Regions from separate parts of the Mus musculus genome. Here region 1 is linked to region 2. Evidence: chromatin loops called from intact Hi-C (ENCODE). Cell type or tissue: heart. All regions are shown on one strand. Each heading gives the region's core, and the rest is flanking DNA. Links, peaks and the distances in the headings are about the cores only. Region 1 overlaps Cdadc1 (cytidine and dCMP deaminase domain containing 1). Region 2 holds the start of Mtmr6 (myotubularin related protein 6).

What was found. Peaks named below come from ENCODE experiments on the same cell type or tissue, not always from the same donor. Only the 100,000 strongest peaks of a DNase experiment are listed, where the experiment ranks them.
Region 1: it touches region 2 in a loop (2.9-fold over the local background); 3 of 42 quality-filtered maps call a loop at or near these places.

The regions. Positions count from the first base shown.
Region 1 is chr14:59,587,416-59,595,752 of GRCm38, forward strand. Cdadc1 (cytidine and dCMP deaminase domain containing 1) reads right to left here. Exons shown (of 10, transcript NM_027986.3): 3 at 5,046-5,120; 4 at 2,373-2,550. Among named protein-coding and RNA genes, the nearest start is that of Cdadc1, 6.4 kb to the right of the region's middle. In heart, for the core only: a CTCF peak has its summit at 3,400 (motif pointing left); no DNase peak of the experiment used is centred there.
Region 2 is chr14:60,260,484-60,268,820 of GRCm38, forward strand. It overlaps Mtmr6 (myotubularin related protein 6), which reads left to right and starts at 4,722. Exons shown (of 14, transcript NM_144843.4): 1 at 4,722-4,878. The coding sequence starts at 4,855. Gm38641 (a long non-coding RNA gene) reads left to right here. Exons shown (of 3, transcript XR_874661.1): 2 at 1,622-1,942; 3 at 3,188-3,424. In heart, for the core only: no CTCF peak of the experiment used is centred there; a DNase peak (open chromatin) is centred at 4,708; H3K4me3 peaks cover 1,850 bases; H3K27ac peaks cover 804 bases.

The DNA.
Region 1 (8,337 bases), core at 33-8,032, 670 kb before region 2:
CTTGTTGACTACAAAGAATTTTTAAAAGAAAAATAGTCCTAGGTGAAGAGGGAGTGATGAGAGAGAGAGCGAGCAGGCAGCACCAACCCTGCAAAGCCTATGTACTGAGGAAAGAACAAACCTGAGGGCATTTCCACTCAGTGTGACAGCAGAAAGTAGGTAGTCTTTACTACACAGAGACACAGTTGGCTCATTAAATAAGAGTTCATATTGATTTAAAAGAAAAAAAAAAGGAATGAAAATGATCTTAAGGGAAACAAAACATATGAACAGGCAATGTGTAAAAGAAACATAACTGGATAATAAACATGACAAAGTATTTTAATTTTCTTATAATGTTGACTGAAATTGCTATGTAAGCACCAAATGCTTATTATAGTTTACAACAGAAAAATTTCTGCTAGTATCTGGTGTAATTTCATCTCATCAAAGTTAAAAAGGTTTTATTTACTCATGTTCAATAAAAGGATTTGATTTTATGTGTTTGTGCATGTGAGTTCTAGTGCCTTCTGAGGTCAGATCGGGTTACAGGTAGTTGTGAGCCATTGAACCTGGATGCTGGGAACCAACTTTGGGTTTCCTACAAGAACAGGAATTGCTCATAACCACTGAACAGCAACAGAAAACCTGAGACACATGAGGAAGGTAGGCTAGTTCACTGTGAACTCAGTCACTCACATGGTCCTCAAAGCAACCCTCATACTGTGGTTTGCAGCAATCACTTTATACGCAGCTCTGACTCATGCAGAACACTAAGATGAGGTGTGCCCAGCCCAGGGCTAATGAGACAGATGAGTTTTCTGTTCTGCTCCATAACACTAAAAAAGGGGCTGTCAGTCTTCCACAGCTTCCACAGAAGCCCTGACAGATCACCACACTCCACCCAGCACTACTCCATATTTGAACCTTTAGCCTGTTTGGTGACACCATTTCAAGAGGTTCTCTCCCAGCTTGCTGCCACCATGCCTGTCTGATGCTATGCCTCCTTCACCATCAAGACTCTAATCCTCTGGAACCACAAGTCAAAATAAACGTGCCCGTAAGTTGCTTTCGGTCATGTACTGTCCCACAGAAACGGAACAGTAATGAGTAGAGCCATGAAGCCCGAGCTTGTGCCGCACCCTTCACGACGCAGCATCCTGCAGGGTCACTGACGCTGAGCTCATGCTTCACCTGCAGCCTGGGGCACTCATCTGATACCAACCAACCCTGGAGGCAAAAGCCCAAGAAGCGTATTTGTTGCCTTCTTTCTAGACCTACCAAGTACATGTGTGTAGGTCACATTTTAAAAAATAATAGAATCATCTACATATCTGTCTACTTATAAAACAGAATCAGAAGCAGTTAGGTGTCTACACATTAAAATTTTGTGTACCCTTCCGAGGTTTATAGTAACCTTTGGGAATGTGCTGACTCATTTTTGTCAACTTGACATAAACTTAGACATATTTGGGAAAAGGGAATCTCAAGAAATTGAGGAACTGCCTCCATCTGATGTCTGTGTATGTCTGTGAAGCATTTTCTTGAATAATGATTGGTGTGTAAGGGCCCAGTCCATTGTGGGCAGTGTAGCCCTTGGGCCTGGGTTGTACAGAAAAGAAAGCAGAGCACGCCATGGAGAGCAAGCCAGTGAGTAGCTCTGAATTGAACCCCTGCCCTGAATTCTCTTTATGATCAACTTTGATCTGGACTTGTAAGCCATATAAACCCTTTCCTCCACAAGTTGTTTTTGGTCCTGCTGTTTGTCTATCACACCAACAGAAAAGAAACCAGGACAGGAAAGCAGCTGCCCAGCCAGAACCTACAGCTCCCATGATGAAAACAAACAGAAAGAAGAATGTATGTGACTTCTAGGTCATGGCTTTTGTTTTGTTCTGTGGTGCTGGGGAAAACCGGGGCCTCACCCAGGCTGAGCAAGCACTCTACCACCACCACCTCCACCAATCTCTGCCAAGCAGGGATCTGTAGAAGCACATTTGCCTTCTCTGGATGCAGAGGTCAAGTGAGGCCCCAGGATAACAAGAGCAGAGGAAGCGTGATGCCTAATCCACAAACCAGCCACTGGACTAAACTGCCTGCTGCGCGGCAGCGCCCAGGTCTGACCACTGTAGGGCTCATAGGCTGTCATAAGCCACTGAAATTTGGGGATCCTTTGTCAAATGCTATCAGCCTGTAATTTACCAAGGGGTGTTTAGCAAATTAGTGGGCAGAGCTGAGCCCAGAATCCACGTTTTCAGACTCTTCTTCCTGAGTGTCAAATGGTCCTCAAACACACATTTCCACCCCTACTATGTGTGTATTTAAGGATGCGCTCCCTTGTCCAAGCTCAGATAAAGGAGCTGAGTCCCCAACACCACCTTGTCCATACTCACCATTCACTATCATTTTCAAACAAGCAGAACATGGTTTTCTTGAAAAATAAAGATCACAGTTTTTCAGCCTGGACCCATGCTTAATGAGAGCAATTTGCCCAGTATGTAAGTCTTCACTGGAGCAGTGAAGACCAATGATCTTCATGTTTTTCACCACCACAAGACCAGTTTTCTTCACCTAATTAAGACAAAAATATGACATCATCAATTATAACATCTTACTATCTTTTTATGGGTAATATTTTATTTTCTAATGAGATGAAAGCTATGCTTAGTTCTTACCTAAACACAGTCTGCATAAAAATAGTATCTAATTAGGTACATGAAGAATTTCTGAGAGCTTCATATTGACTTTACATGAAAAACTTTCAAAACAGAGGCTTTTTTAATTAATCAGTTACATGTGTAACTATTATTATGTTGTTCTAGTGACAGATGAACTCAATTTAACCTAATATAGGCCAAAAGCCAAATCAGCTGAATTGCTTCTTATGCCATCCAGGCTGGGTCTATTTAATTCTAAGCTTCAAAATGGTAAAGGAAATATAATGAAATTCCTCTGGGTTTTACACATGACTCTGAAGAATTCAAATAATAAAGACAAAACTAAAGCAGACATCATCTCAATTCTAAAATTATAAGACCTTTTAAAGTCAGAATTGTATTATACAGCCCAGGCTAGCCTTAACTTGCAACTCCTGGGCTAAAGATATAGCTCAGCTAGCAAAGACCTGGCTCACAATCATAAGTTTGATTCCAAATTTGCAATGTGTAAACCTTCCCCTCTTTATTGCAAAATATTTGAGAACTGTATATCCCTTGAATACAAAGTATATGTTATTTCCAGCAAGTTTGTTTGCAAACTGTCCATTTTAGAAAGCAACCAATAAAAATTGTCTTATCAGAGTTGGAGAGATGACTCAGAGGTTTAGAGCACTGACTGCTCTTCTAGAGGTCCTGAGTTCAATTTCCAGAAACTACATGATGGCTCACAACCATCTGTAACGGGGTCTGGTGCCCTCTTCTGGCAGGAAGGCATATATGTGGACTGTAGACTGTACATAATAAATAAATAAATCTTTTATAAAAAATTGTCTTATCAAAGGATCTGGGCACCAGAGCCAATGCTGTTAAAACTGAACCACATGGCCATTGGAGTGGCTGCAACTCAGCTGAAGGGCATGGGCTTTACACTGTCAGAAGAAAGAAAGAAGCCAGTAACAAATGGATGTCTGTGACATTGTTCCCAAGACACAAAAGACATGTTATCAACCTCTTATTAGAACAATCTTCAGCCCAAGTTTATTACCTTTCTGAGTCTTTTTAAAACAAAATAAAGCTAGCTGAGCATGGTGGCATATACCTTTAATTCCAGCACATGGAGGCAGAGGCAGGCAAAACTCTTGAGTTCGAGACCAGCCTTGTGTTCCAGGACAGCTAGAGATACAAAGAGAAACCTTGTCTAGAAAACCCAAAATTTAGCCCACCCTACCTCCCCCCACCCCCCAAAAAACCCCAAAAAACAAAAAGCCACAACCTGTTCATTTTGCTTCTAGCTAAGAACAAAATATAAAGTTTAAGATGGAGTTTTTTCATAATATCTAGTTCGAGAGGAGCTTTTCACCTCAAACTTAAAAGCCCAAGTTGTACTCTGAGCTGTCTACTTACTGCTGCCCCAACACACTGACTTTCTGGGAACCACTTGTCTGCATCCTGGTTTTGTTTTACTTCACACACATCTCGGCAAGTTTCCATATAATTCTAGTCACAGATTTTACATTAAACCATGGTAGACCACGATCACCTTTTGTACATGCTTTAGTCAGTATATTGACCTAGGTGATCCGCTAATTTTTTCCCCTTTGTGTTGAAAGCATCTAAGCAGTCTCAGGAAAATTATGTCAAAATCACACCAGGCAGTGAAAGAGACGCACTCCCAGAACTAATCAGGAAACTTATAAAAACAGACATCAAAATAATAACTTTTTCAAAATACACGTGCAAGTCATTCTCTATATATGATCAACAACCTTCTCTGGAAACTAAAGGTGACAAGGACACCCCAGGCAGAATCACAGAGGTCAGGATTTGCCTTCCGGGTTGACTGCCCTGTTTCATATACAATAGCAGACAAGAAATTCGTGGATCAGGGACAAAGGACTCAGAAGAGTAAGAAGCTCGTCTGTGGTGGCCACGCCCTCCAGGCCCACAGGGGGTGATGCAGCTGGGACCACAAGGTTGTTTGGACCCACAGATTTGGAAATCTGATCTTCGGAGAGGAACAGCAAGACAGACAGTGCTGTTGGTCCCAGAGGGAGATACTAATTGACTCAATCCTTAACCCTTGAGAAGTGACCCACGTAAAGAGTAACCAGGCTTGCACTCCAGTCATAATAACCAAGATACACACACGTGAAAGACTCCGCAGGGCATTGCTTAACACATCTGTGTGAAATCAGGATTAGACGTTAGAAACATTACACAATACTCCCACTTGAATTTTTCAAACAGGAAAGACATATAGGCTTGTCAGTACACAAGGCCTTTATGGAGAAATCTAAGAAACTCCCTTGATTACGGAGGTCTTCACAGGACTTTATCCCTTTTCTTTGCTTTCTTATCATAAACTTGCACATCTTTTTTTTTTTTTTTTTTTAAATCACAACAATTCACCTGTTTTTTTTCAGTAGACACTCTGGTCAACTCTTCATTGTCTCCTAAGGGACCACGGCTTTCCTCTTCAGTTTTCTAATTAAAATCAGATTAAAAGGGAAGATGATTAACATGATGAATTCCACATTTCAGGATTTAAGGCTGGATGCCTCCTTGCAAAGCTCTGCAGTGATGTCTCACTTTGCTTGGGTACTATTTGCTCAGACTACACCTAAGCTTCCAAACAGGCCTTTATAGGATTGAAACTGTAATGTGGAGATCATAGAAATGGGACAGTATTAAGCAATGTAAAAATTCAAAGGTTGTGAAGGATTAAGCAGAGTCCAGAAGATAAAGAATTATGTATCAAAGGTATTGCATGTGGATTACGGCAGGCAGGACGATGCGTCCTAAGGGATTTCTTTGATCCTGTCTCTGCAGCTATGCTGTTTCATAGTTAAAGGGGGGTTAATTTTACAGGTAGGCATAGATATGCACCATCAGTCTTGGTATGAAAGACTGTCCTGATGATCCAGTGGGCCCAGTACTACCACAGGAGCCACTGTAAGCAAAGGAGGGCAGAGGAGACTCAGAGTGAGACAACAGGAGGGAGAATCAACAAGCCATCAAAGGGCTTTGAAGTCAGAAAGGCCATACAACCCAAACAATGCAGGCAATTTCCAAAGCTAGAAAAGGCAAAGAAATACATTTCCTCCTAGAGCCTTCGGAGAAAATGAGTCCTGCTGGCAGTTTGGTCTTAGTTGGTGAAAAGCCTTTTGAATTGCTGACCTTCAGAACTGTATGATAACAGATTTTTGTTTTAGTCATCAACACCGTGGTAGTTTTTATGACAGTAATAACAATTAGTATAGGAATGCCTTCCCTAAAGTTGAATCAAAATAGAAGTTTTAAATTGGAAGCTAGGGTCTAGAAAGGTCCTTCAGTAGTTAAGAACATTGGCTGCTTTTACAAAGGAATTACGTTCGATTCCGAACACCTACCTGGCATCTCAAAACTATAACTTAATTCCAGGGGGTCTGATGCCCCTTTCTGGCCTCCATGGGCTGGGCAAGCATGCAGTTCACAGACATACATGCAGACAAAACACTCATACACATGAAAATAAATAAATAAATAAATAAATAAATAAATGTAACAGAGCCTGGCCCTTCAATTAGTTCAATAAGTGCTTGACCCTTTATTAGATGCCAGCCATAGGCCTAGCTAGTTGTTCTGGAAGCAGCCCTCACAGACTTTAGGACTATGAACACAGCCAAGTGAGAGACTGATAGGGTGGTGTAGAATTCTGTGTGCCCCACAGAGGTGAAGCAGTTAACAAATTGGGGCAGTTTTAAAGTAAGAGTGGCAGTGCTGGTGATTGCTCAGCTTATACTTACAAACAAATGTTGTCTCAGAAAGCAACGACTTCCAGGAAGAAAACCTACATCCTGGAAATAAGATTTCTCTTCAAGCAGAGCAGGAAATGTAGGACATCATGAGGTTGATAAGTGGTGAGAGTAATTTCAGTAATGGTAATTATAAAAATAAGTTTTAAGAGGTATCTAATTCTCCTAAGTGGCTATGGTTGCGGTGGGGGTTAAGAAAGGGGTTTGGAATAGAAGTACTATGAAGATGTTTGACATTTCAAAGTTATTTTCTTTCCTACTGATTCATGCTTTCATTGTAGTTTAATTAAACTTTTTTTTGTTGTTGTTGTTTTTGTTTTTCCAGACAGGGTTTCTCTGTGTAGCCCTGGCTGTCCTGGAACTCACTCTGTAGACCAGGCTGGCTTCGAACTCAGAAATCCACCTGCCTCTGCCTCCCGAGTGCTGGGATTAAAGACTTGCGCCACCACAAAGGTTTGGAATTATTTCATTTAACCATTACAATTCTATAAGAGTTATTACTTTCATAGTACAAGTGAGAAAAATTGTGGCAGGGACAAATTAAAAAATACAACCATGGTCACCTAGCTGATCCTCACTAAGCCAGATCCCTGTCTCCCCTCAGTACTACACTGCCTCTGTTCCAGAAAAGCTCAGGGAGGCCCCATGCTACAGTCTCCATACAGGCAGAACTGAGTGAGAAAGGTGCTGTGGCTGGGGAGAGAAAAACAAAGGATGTCTAGTCTTAGAAAGTCACACAATTCAAACAGAATTAAACTATAAGCAAAGCTTGAACCAGTAGGAAAGAAAACCCTTTGGAAATGTCAGCCATCTTCATAGAACTTGATTTCTATTTCAAAACTTTTCATTAATTGCCTCCCAGCCTTATTATAAGTTTTATAGACAATTAATTTTCCAATCATTGATTGGACTCTTAAAAGCTCTGTTTTTATTACTGAGCAATGTAAATTTTGATAGCACAGAAGAACTCAGACACTGGCTATACTTACAAATGCAAGTTAATATTAACATTTTAAATATTAAATCTGGCAAAAGAGACAATGTAAATGCCCATCAGTGCAACAGTGCTTTACAATTTATTAAAATCATAATCAAAACAGTCTAAAGTAGCTCCAGGCACTAAAAGTGTTATTAGTTTAACTCATTCACTGCTTAGAACAACTCCACGTAGTAAGCTAGCAGTGTGTTCAGGGTTTGAAGCACTTATCTTACAAGTACAAGGCTCTTGGTTCAATTACCAGGACCTCAAGACAAAACACGCTGTACGTACTGGTATTTTCCACTATACTAAAATAGAAGCTGACAGACAAATAAATGTAAAATAGAGTATTCAAAGTTACACAAAGTAGCAAGAGCTTGAACTGGAATGTGAACTCAGGCAGGCTGGTTATGAATCACTGGCTGCCCCCATGCACAAAATGACACCACAGCCCATGTATTTCTTTTCTCTACTTAAGGAAGTTCCAGAATATCTCAAATGAGTAAAAGAAAAAGGATAGAACAATAGACAGTGTCAACAGTCTCTAGGTGGTAGAGTAGTGAGGATTTTTCCTCTGTTCACTTCATAAATAATGAACACATACTTTAAACAGCTGCAAGCCAAACTGCATCTTGGAGCTTCTGTGACATGCTCTGTGTGGTTTTTTTGTCAACCTGACACACCTAGAGACCCCTGGGAAGAGGGAACTTCAATTAAGAAGTTGCCTCTATCATATTGCTGTGTGTGTGTGCCTTTAGGGTATTTTCTTGATTAATGATTGACATGAGAGAGCCCAGTCCACTGCGGGCTGTGCCACCACTAGACATGTAGTCCTGATTTATATTAGAAAGGAGACGAGAAAAATTGAAAAATATTTTAAGTAAATTATCTAATGCAAAGAGAAGTCTCCTGGAAGCATATGTAGTAT
Region 2 (8,337 bases), core at 163-8,162:
TTCAGAGCTTGTTGTTTGTTTGTTTGTTTTAAATCCAAAATCTTTGATTTACCAAATGAAGACTCAGGAACCAGACACTGTGGTAGCTCAGAGAGGCAGAGAAAGCACCCAGATGCCCCTCCTGCTCCATGGAAGTCCCAGAAGGACAAAGCCCTTCCTTCTGTCTTAAATGCCCCCCTTCAACTCAAAGGCCCTCTTTCTCTTTCCTGGGCTTTCTTATGTTCAACTCCCTGTCCACCTCTTAACCTAGGGTTGAGTTCATTTAGCTCTTATTTACAAAGAGCTCTTAGGTTAAAGGTGCCAGGGCTGAGCGACACTACAACAAGAAACAGGTTTTTTTCAGTTCACAATCTCAGGGTTCACAATGTGATCAAATATCCTGCAACAGCACAGACAAACACATATACATAAAAACAAAATTAATCCTAAAATTTTTGTCTGAATATTACTAACAAATAATAGAAATTCAACTTGAAGTTAAAAGTGGGAAGAACAAACTTTTTAAAAGAGAAATTTACTTTTTTTGTTATAGTTCTTTATAAATGATGAATATAAGTTAATGGACAGGTCCTGGAAATGTGATAGTCTTGGATATAAATCAAGGTTTAAAGGATATTTTTAATTAGAGAATCAGAAGTACATTACTCTCCATCTTCAAAAACAGAAAGGAAAGGGACCTAGCACTGTCTTACATTTGGTTGAATTGTACACAATAGACATATTTTGATGATTCACATTTTACCAACATAAGAACAGTTCTCAAAGAGAATAAGAGTTTGTTGGGGTCCAGGAGTCACTGCATAAGCCACATGAACACCGATCTCAGTCAGACATGGATAGTTTATTGAGCTATGCCCCAGGACTGATCAATCATGGCCACAGGTCAGTCGGGAGCTGGCTGCAATGCTGAATCAATTCGTTCCAAGTTATTCCACTCATCAGGATTTAGGGATAGGGGATTTCCCTAGGAACATGTCTTTGTTGTATATTTAATCTTACTCGCATTGGTTGGGGTATTCAACTGTACAGGGATCTTGTCTTGCCTAACATTCATGTCTTAACTTCCTACCAGGATGTCTGCTACCCATGTGCATGTCTTTCAGTTCCCAGGGAGGTCTTGGATATTTAAACTTTATTTGATCCCTATTCAAAGTGGATGCCTTATTCTAAATAGATGCAGGTGTCTCTCTTATGGTGGGGTCCATCCCAGGGACAGCTTATAAAGGCAAATACCTTAAAAGCTCAACATAGGTGCAGGAAGTGTTGCTGGGTGGTTGGTTCCTGCCCAAGCTTGTTATGACTGACTATAGAAAGCAGTTCTAACTTACTTCTATTGTGATTGTTTTCCAAGAACACCAAAGCACAGAACATCCTAGTAACAGCAGTAACAACATATGAAAAAGTTTTCTTATGACATTGGTAACCATACCAAACGTCAGGCTAGACAGATAACAGTTATTCAGACCTTAACATTTTATTTAGGCCTTAACAAGTTAATTCTAGAGCCAGATTCCCCCTCCTTTATAAAGCGTGTCTGCCATTAAACATTTGAACCTTGAGCAGACTAGTTGTCTTGGTTCTATTATTTCTCAACCCACCTAAGCTCCCTCTTTTCTTTCAGCTCCAGGTTGCCTCCCAGGCTTGAACCCGGACATGTGAGCCGCTAGCCGGCTCGCAACAATTTGGCATCCCACGCGGGGCCTGGGAAAGGCAGAAGATACTGGAAGAAACACTGCTGGTTTAGAGCTCCATGGAAGAATAAAAGAATTAAAGAAAATTTGTACCGGGGCACGAAGCAACGGGTAAAAGGTTGCTAAGGGTGTGGTACTAAGCTGGAACAGCGTGCTGACCCGTGCGCTGGATTCGCTTAGGTTCAGCAGTGATATCAGAATCTAGGAATGCAGCAGGCAGTCGGCCGCAGCTTTCAGAAGCTGCTTTTTAGGTGAGAGAAATGAAAGGGTGTAAATCAATGAACAGGCAGATGGCCGTAGTTGGAAACAGGCAGGAGGAAAGCTCCACTCTAGATAATCTCCTTAGTGGCAGCAAGGTCAAGTTCTGACTCAGCCTGCTTCAGGCTTAAGGGAGGCTACACATGTTCAAGGGACACATACCCAGGTTACCTCAAATACCATGCTATAACATGTTAGGAAATGTATGAAACTTTTATACTAATAGAACAAAGAATGTTATATGTCAAGCCATTTTGCAGCTATATCAGTGGAAACATCCAGAAGGCAGATTACAGCAAGGCAGACCAGTCTCTGCTTTGGTCTCAGATGCTCTCTGACAACAGTATTAGCCTTTGGGTTGGTGGAAGCTAGGGATCTTTTTTGTACATTCTAAAAGGATAAATACAACAGTCATAAGGGTGTTAGGTCACACGCAAAAATGGACAATAAGTTGGTGACTATTTGGGGGGCTAAAGATAGCTCACTATAACTTGGCTCCCGCTTCCTAATCAGATCTCGTTATTTGGCCAGATTCTTACTGATAGTTACTGCATTTCTGACAAACATTAACTTAAGTTCTCCTTTTAAAAATATGTTTTTGTGAAAGATCTCAAATTATTAAAAGAATTGCTCAATGAAGGAGCTAGAGAAAGGACCCAAGGTGCCAAAAGGGTTTGCAGCCCCATAGGGGGAACAACAATATGAACCAACCAGTATCCCCCCAAAGCTCCCAGGGACTAAACCACCAACTAAAGAGTACACATGGTGGGACTCATGGCTCCAGCTGCACATGTAGCAGAGATGGCCTAGTTGGTTATCAATGGGAGGAGAGCCCATGGTCCTGTGAAGGCTCTATGCTCCAGGGTAGGGAATGCCAGGGCCAGGAAGCAGGAGTGGGTGGGTTGGTGAGCAGGGGGAGGGAAGAGGGGATAGGGGATTTTCAGAGGGAAAACCAGGAAAGAGGATAACATTTGAAATGCAAATCAAGAAAATATCTAATAAAAATATGTTTAAAAAAAAAGACTTGCTTATGGAGGAAATGAAGACTAACCAAAACCAAATAAAGTTGATTGATAGAGCTTAAGGGTGGCCTGTTTGGAAATCTTTTAAACATTTTTAAATCGTGAACCCTTTTCAGCAGAAAAACTTTTATTTATCTTTGGTTATATAGGTACTTACAATAGGTGTACAAATCAAACATTTGCTGATAATATTTTGCTTGTTTGTTTTTGTTACAGTCTCACTATGTGGAACAGCATGCTCTGAAATTTACAGGCAACAACTTGCCTCTGTCTCTGAAGTGCTGGGATTAAAGTCATGCCCCAGCATACAAGGTAAATTTATTTTTACAAACAATTCTTTTGTACACATACATCTTTACTACTTAATTATGAGTAGAACAGAGATAGATATGTTTTTCTGATACAGCTCAATTCAAAGATACACTAATTTGATATATACTAAGGAATAATAGGAAAATATGAAAAGTTTTGCTTTCTGTAATCAAACTGCTCTTTCTATAAGAGTAGCAATGTTTGTACAAACTGTAAAGACACCACAATTCATAACACATAGTAGATGAAATCTGATCTGAGGCAGTTACTGTCATGAACACAGCAAAGTACAGTTGTAGAGATTTGAGACCCAAAGCTTATTCCAGAAGCAAAGCCAGAGATAGGCTGCGTTTTTAATCAAGTTTTGGTCAGCTCCTGGTCCCCAGGGTTGCCATGAACAGTTTAAAAGTGTTGGTTTAATTGAAAGGTCTTTTGCAGGAGGCAGCCAGAGAAGCAAGGAGAGAGCACACCAGCTACCCGTTAGGAAGGCAAACTGCCCATCCCAGCCATTTTTGTTTATTTACAAAAGACAAAGATCAGAAAAGTTTCTAATAAGAATTTAACAGATGGGCTGTTGAAATGGCTTAGTGTGTAACAGCACTGACCACTCTTCCAAAGGACTTGAGTTCAAATCCCAGCAACCACATGGTGGCTCACAACCATCCATAATGAGATCTGATGTCTTCTTCTGATGTGTCTGAAGACAACTGCAGTGTACTTATTTATAACAATAATTAAATCTTTGGGCCAGAGCGAGCAGAGGTCCCTAAATTCAATTCCCAACAACCACATAAAGGCTCACAACCATCTGTACAGCTACAGTGTACTCACATACAAAAAAAAAAAAAAAAAAAAAAAACAACAAAAAAAAAAAACTTAAACAAAAAGAACTTAACAGATAAGCCATCTTTCCAACCCTGAGCAATATCTTTCAAATTAAAAAAAGACATTCATGTAGCATCTTAAATTAAAGTGCAGCCTTATCTATAAGCCTGTAAGAGTAATATCCTGCCCCTTGGTAACAAAGACCATACAAAATGTACTCAAACTTAATACTGATAATCATAATAGAATTTAATAGTTCATTACAGGAGCCCAGTGCTCCATGAGTTTCTAAATGTAATTTAACCTGGAATTTAGAGGTATCCAGTCTCGCACTCACTGGAAAATTCCTTTTGGTCAGGAAAAGGAATATCTTTAAACCTAGAAAAAGCTTCTAGTCCCTCTTGCTGATCCTTGTCTAGCTGAACATGTGGGTTAGCTTGGTTGGCCGGGGCAATACCAGTCCTCCATCAGAGAGGGCGCTGTACAACAGGCCATGCATGTGGCCCAGCTAGCATACGCTCTCTATGGGCGACACTCAGCCGGCTGTCAGGATCCCCTCTGAAGCTAAGATTTGCGGAAGTGTTTCTAGGCGACAGAGCTCTCAGATGACGCCTGCGCAGTGCCACCGGCGGCGGGGGTGGCTGACGCTGCCGGGTTGAGGGAGTTCCTGCGGGTGGCTGTCACCGCCCCGTTTCTCTCCCGATGGTGCTCTCCTGAGGCCAGCTGCCTGCGGGCGTCGCCCCGGGATGGAGCACATCCGGACAACCAAGGTAGTCGGCGGGAGATCCTCGCAGCTGCCGGGGTCCATTGGGCAGAGGCGGACGGGCAGTTTGGGGGTGCGGGGCCTCCGTTGAGGGCCGGCAGTTTGGGGGTGCGGAGGCCGTGTGGACAGCGCAGGCGCCTTGGCAGGAGGTGCTTGGGGAGTCGGCAAACGGTGGCCGCCCAGCGAGCTTTGCTCTTTTGGACAAGACTGGGGCTGCTTTTTACTTTGGGGGATTTCGGCCGATCGCCGCCTGGCTCGCCCCCAGGCTGGTGGGTCCAGTTATCCATCAGTGCTGTGCTGTTCTTGAACCAGTCTTGCTCTGGTTTAAGTGCCCCGCCCGCTCTTTTCCGCGGTGCAAATATTAGCGCATCCGAGGCCACTCACTTTTCTAGTTCTCCAGACACTTAGAGTTGATACTTCTGTGCTTCCAACTTTAGGCATTGTCTTAAGTGTAGGGAGCCAACTTGACAGCAGTTATGCAGAAGGGGAAAGAAAGGCTGTGTCATATTGTAAAAGGTCCATGGAACTTTCCTATAACTGAGCTTGTTTGTCAAGTCCGTGCTTAATTTTTCTGTGTGAGAAGAATTCAGAGAATGGCCAAACTTCAGCCTCAGAAAGGGCCAAAACAGAAATGGAGATCAAAGGGCGTGAATGACCTTTTAAGATGAGGAAAAACACCTCTCTGGGCTTTGCCAGAGCCTTAACTGTCACTTACTGTCTGTCCTAAAGGTCTTAAAGTTACAGGTCATTTGGGAATAAACTGCATTTTTTTCTTCATTATTCTTTAAAACGCTTCACAGTCCTTGATGTTATGGATAACATAACATGAATTTTTGTTAGGATTTATTTTGGAGTTTGCCTATACTATTTGTAGGAAATGTGGAGGTGCTCCTCTTCCAAAATTTTGGTTTTTTTGAGACAAGGTTTCTCTGTGTAGCTCTGGCTGTCCTGGAACTTGCACTGTAGACTAGGCTGGCCTTGAATTTACAGAGAGCTATCCTCCTTTGATTCCAAGTGCAGGGATTAAAGGTGTGCACCACCACTGCTTGGCAGATTTTATTTATTTATTTAAAGAGAAGGAACGTTTAAGTTGCTGACATTTAAAATTTGAAAATGGGAGGATGATTCGATGTACAGCAGAGGGTGCTAAGGCAGGGAAGAGAATGAGAGTGAGCATGGGAGCCCTTCTTGTCCCTGTCACAGGGCCCTAACAGCTGTCGGCTCAGAAACTGCCTTCTACTCTGAACCTCATTGCTTGTTTGCTGCTGAGAATCTCTCTCTCTCTCTCTCTCTCTCTCTCTCTCACACACACACACACACACACACACACATCAGTGAAAGCAAACAGAATCCAGTGAACTAAAAACACCCTGATCACTAAGTGAGCACTGGTGGGAAAATCTAGATGATTCCCTTCATTAGTTACAAAATGACCTCCGTCAGTTTATGAAGAACCGATCTGGCCTTTGGGGTGTATAGCTGTCATTTTTATGATCTTGAAGGTTGTTCCTGATTAAACCTTACTGTCTTCCTGGTAGGCCCATGCTGCTGTTAGGTAAGGCTGCTTTTTGCTCACCTTTTAGATCTGACCTTTTATGTCTTTTTTTAATGGTTAAGAGATTTCCAGTTGGTTTCCAACTGAAGTTGCTTCTTAAGGGACTGCCTTTGTTATTTTGTGTCACTGTTGTGGCAAGGAGGCGTTTCTCTAGAGAAGTCTTAAGTGGGTGTATATAGACTATAGTGGAACCGAGGTTTGCTGGGAACTAGCATGTACACACTTGACTGACACTGGCATCCCACACAAGAGCATCATGAACCTCACACTGTAGTCTGATAATTGTTATATAGACTCTACTGTTTCCTTAAATTATGGTTTGGAAAAAGTGTAGTCTTACAGAATTGCTTTGAACATAACCAAGTTTTTGTTTTTATTATGTATACTCTTCTCCCAAACATATTTAATTGCATAAAAATATGTTTTAGGCTAGGCGTGGTGGCGCACGCCTTTAATCCCAGAACTCGGGAGGCAGAGGCAGGCAGATTTCTGAGTTCGAGGCCAGCCTGGTCTACAAAGTGAGTTCCAGGACAGCCAGGGCTACACAGAGAAACCCTGTCATGAAAAAACAAAAGAAAAAAAAAAGTTTTAAACTCTGTGTAGTTTAATTGGTATAATCAGAATTGTTTGTAGGGCTCTCAGGATGGCTCAGTGTTGGTAAAGGGACCTGATGCCAAGCCTGACGATCGGAGCTGGTTCTCCAGAACCCACGCGGGGGAAGGAGGGAACCAACTTCTCAAAGAGTCTCTCTCAGCTCCACACAGGTTTCTTGGCCTGTGCATGCCCACCCCACCCTCAAGTAAAAGTAATAAACATTTTTAACTGATTATGATAATGTATGACTGTTCAGTGAGTTTCTTTTAATGTTGTTTAACAGCTGTCTTTGAAAAGTAATGATTACCTTCTGTTAGGCAATTATATCAGTGAACACAGTTATGTACCATTGTCATAATTTCACAATGTTCACATTTCACATATATGTTAGTTCATTAGCTCTCATCACCATGATGTTTACTTTTAATAATCACCTTGACACAAGGTAGAGTCACTTGGGAAGGGGGCCCAGTGACAGACATTGGCCTGTGAGGGTTTTTTTTTTCTTTTTGTCTTAATTGGCTGAGGTGGGGAAGGCCCATCCTAATGTGGGCAGCAGCATTTTGTGATCTGGATCCTGAATGTATAAAAGTAGAGAAAGCAAGGGGGCGGCATTTGTGCATATATTCTGTCTCTGCTCCTGAGTCTAGATGTGACCTGTTTTCTCAAGGTCCTGCTGTGACTTCCCCACAATGGTGGTTGGAATTTTAAGCCAAATGAACCCTAGCTTTATGTCAAAGAGTGTTATCACAGCAACAGACATGGAACCAGGACCATCAGTGATCTAAAAATGGACCCTGCCAGTGGTTTTAGAATCTCCATTTATAGATGAGGAAGAAATTAGTAAGTTTGAATGACCTGTCAGGTTAGCCATGTATGGCTGTTAGAATTTAAACTAATGTCTAACTCCAAAGGTGAGGTGTGCTCTTCCTAGCATGAACAGTTGTAATAAAATTGTGAAATTGGCATTCACTTAGAAAAGATTAACTAAAAGGGTTTCCCTTTTCTAGGTTTACCATAAGTAATAGTTTTATATTCTTGTTTTTGTATCTTGTTTTTGTATTTTGTATTTTGTTTAGAGTTATCATTTGCTTTGTCCTCTGCTATCAGAGATTAAATAACTCTCGCGCCAACATTCAGCTGTTAGCTATATCATCCTATTTTTATATCACATTTGCCTTGAAACAGGGTCTCTCACTGAACCAGATGCTCAACCTTTCAGACAGGCTGGCTGAACTCTTTAGATCGCTTGTCTTTGTTCTCCCAGTGATGGGGCCACAGGCACATAAAACTATGGCTGGCTTGCTACATGGATGC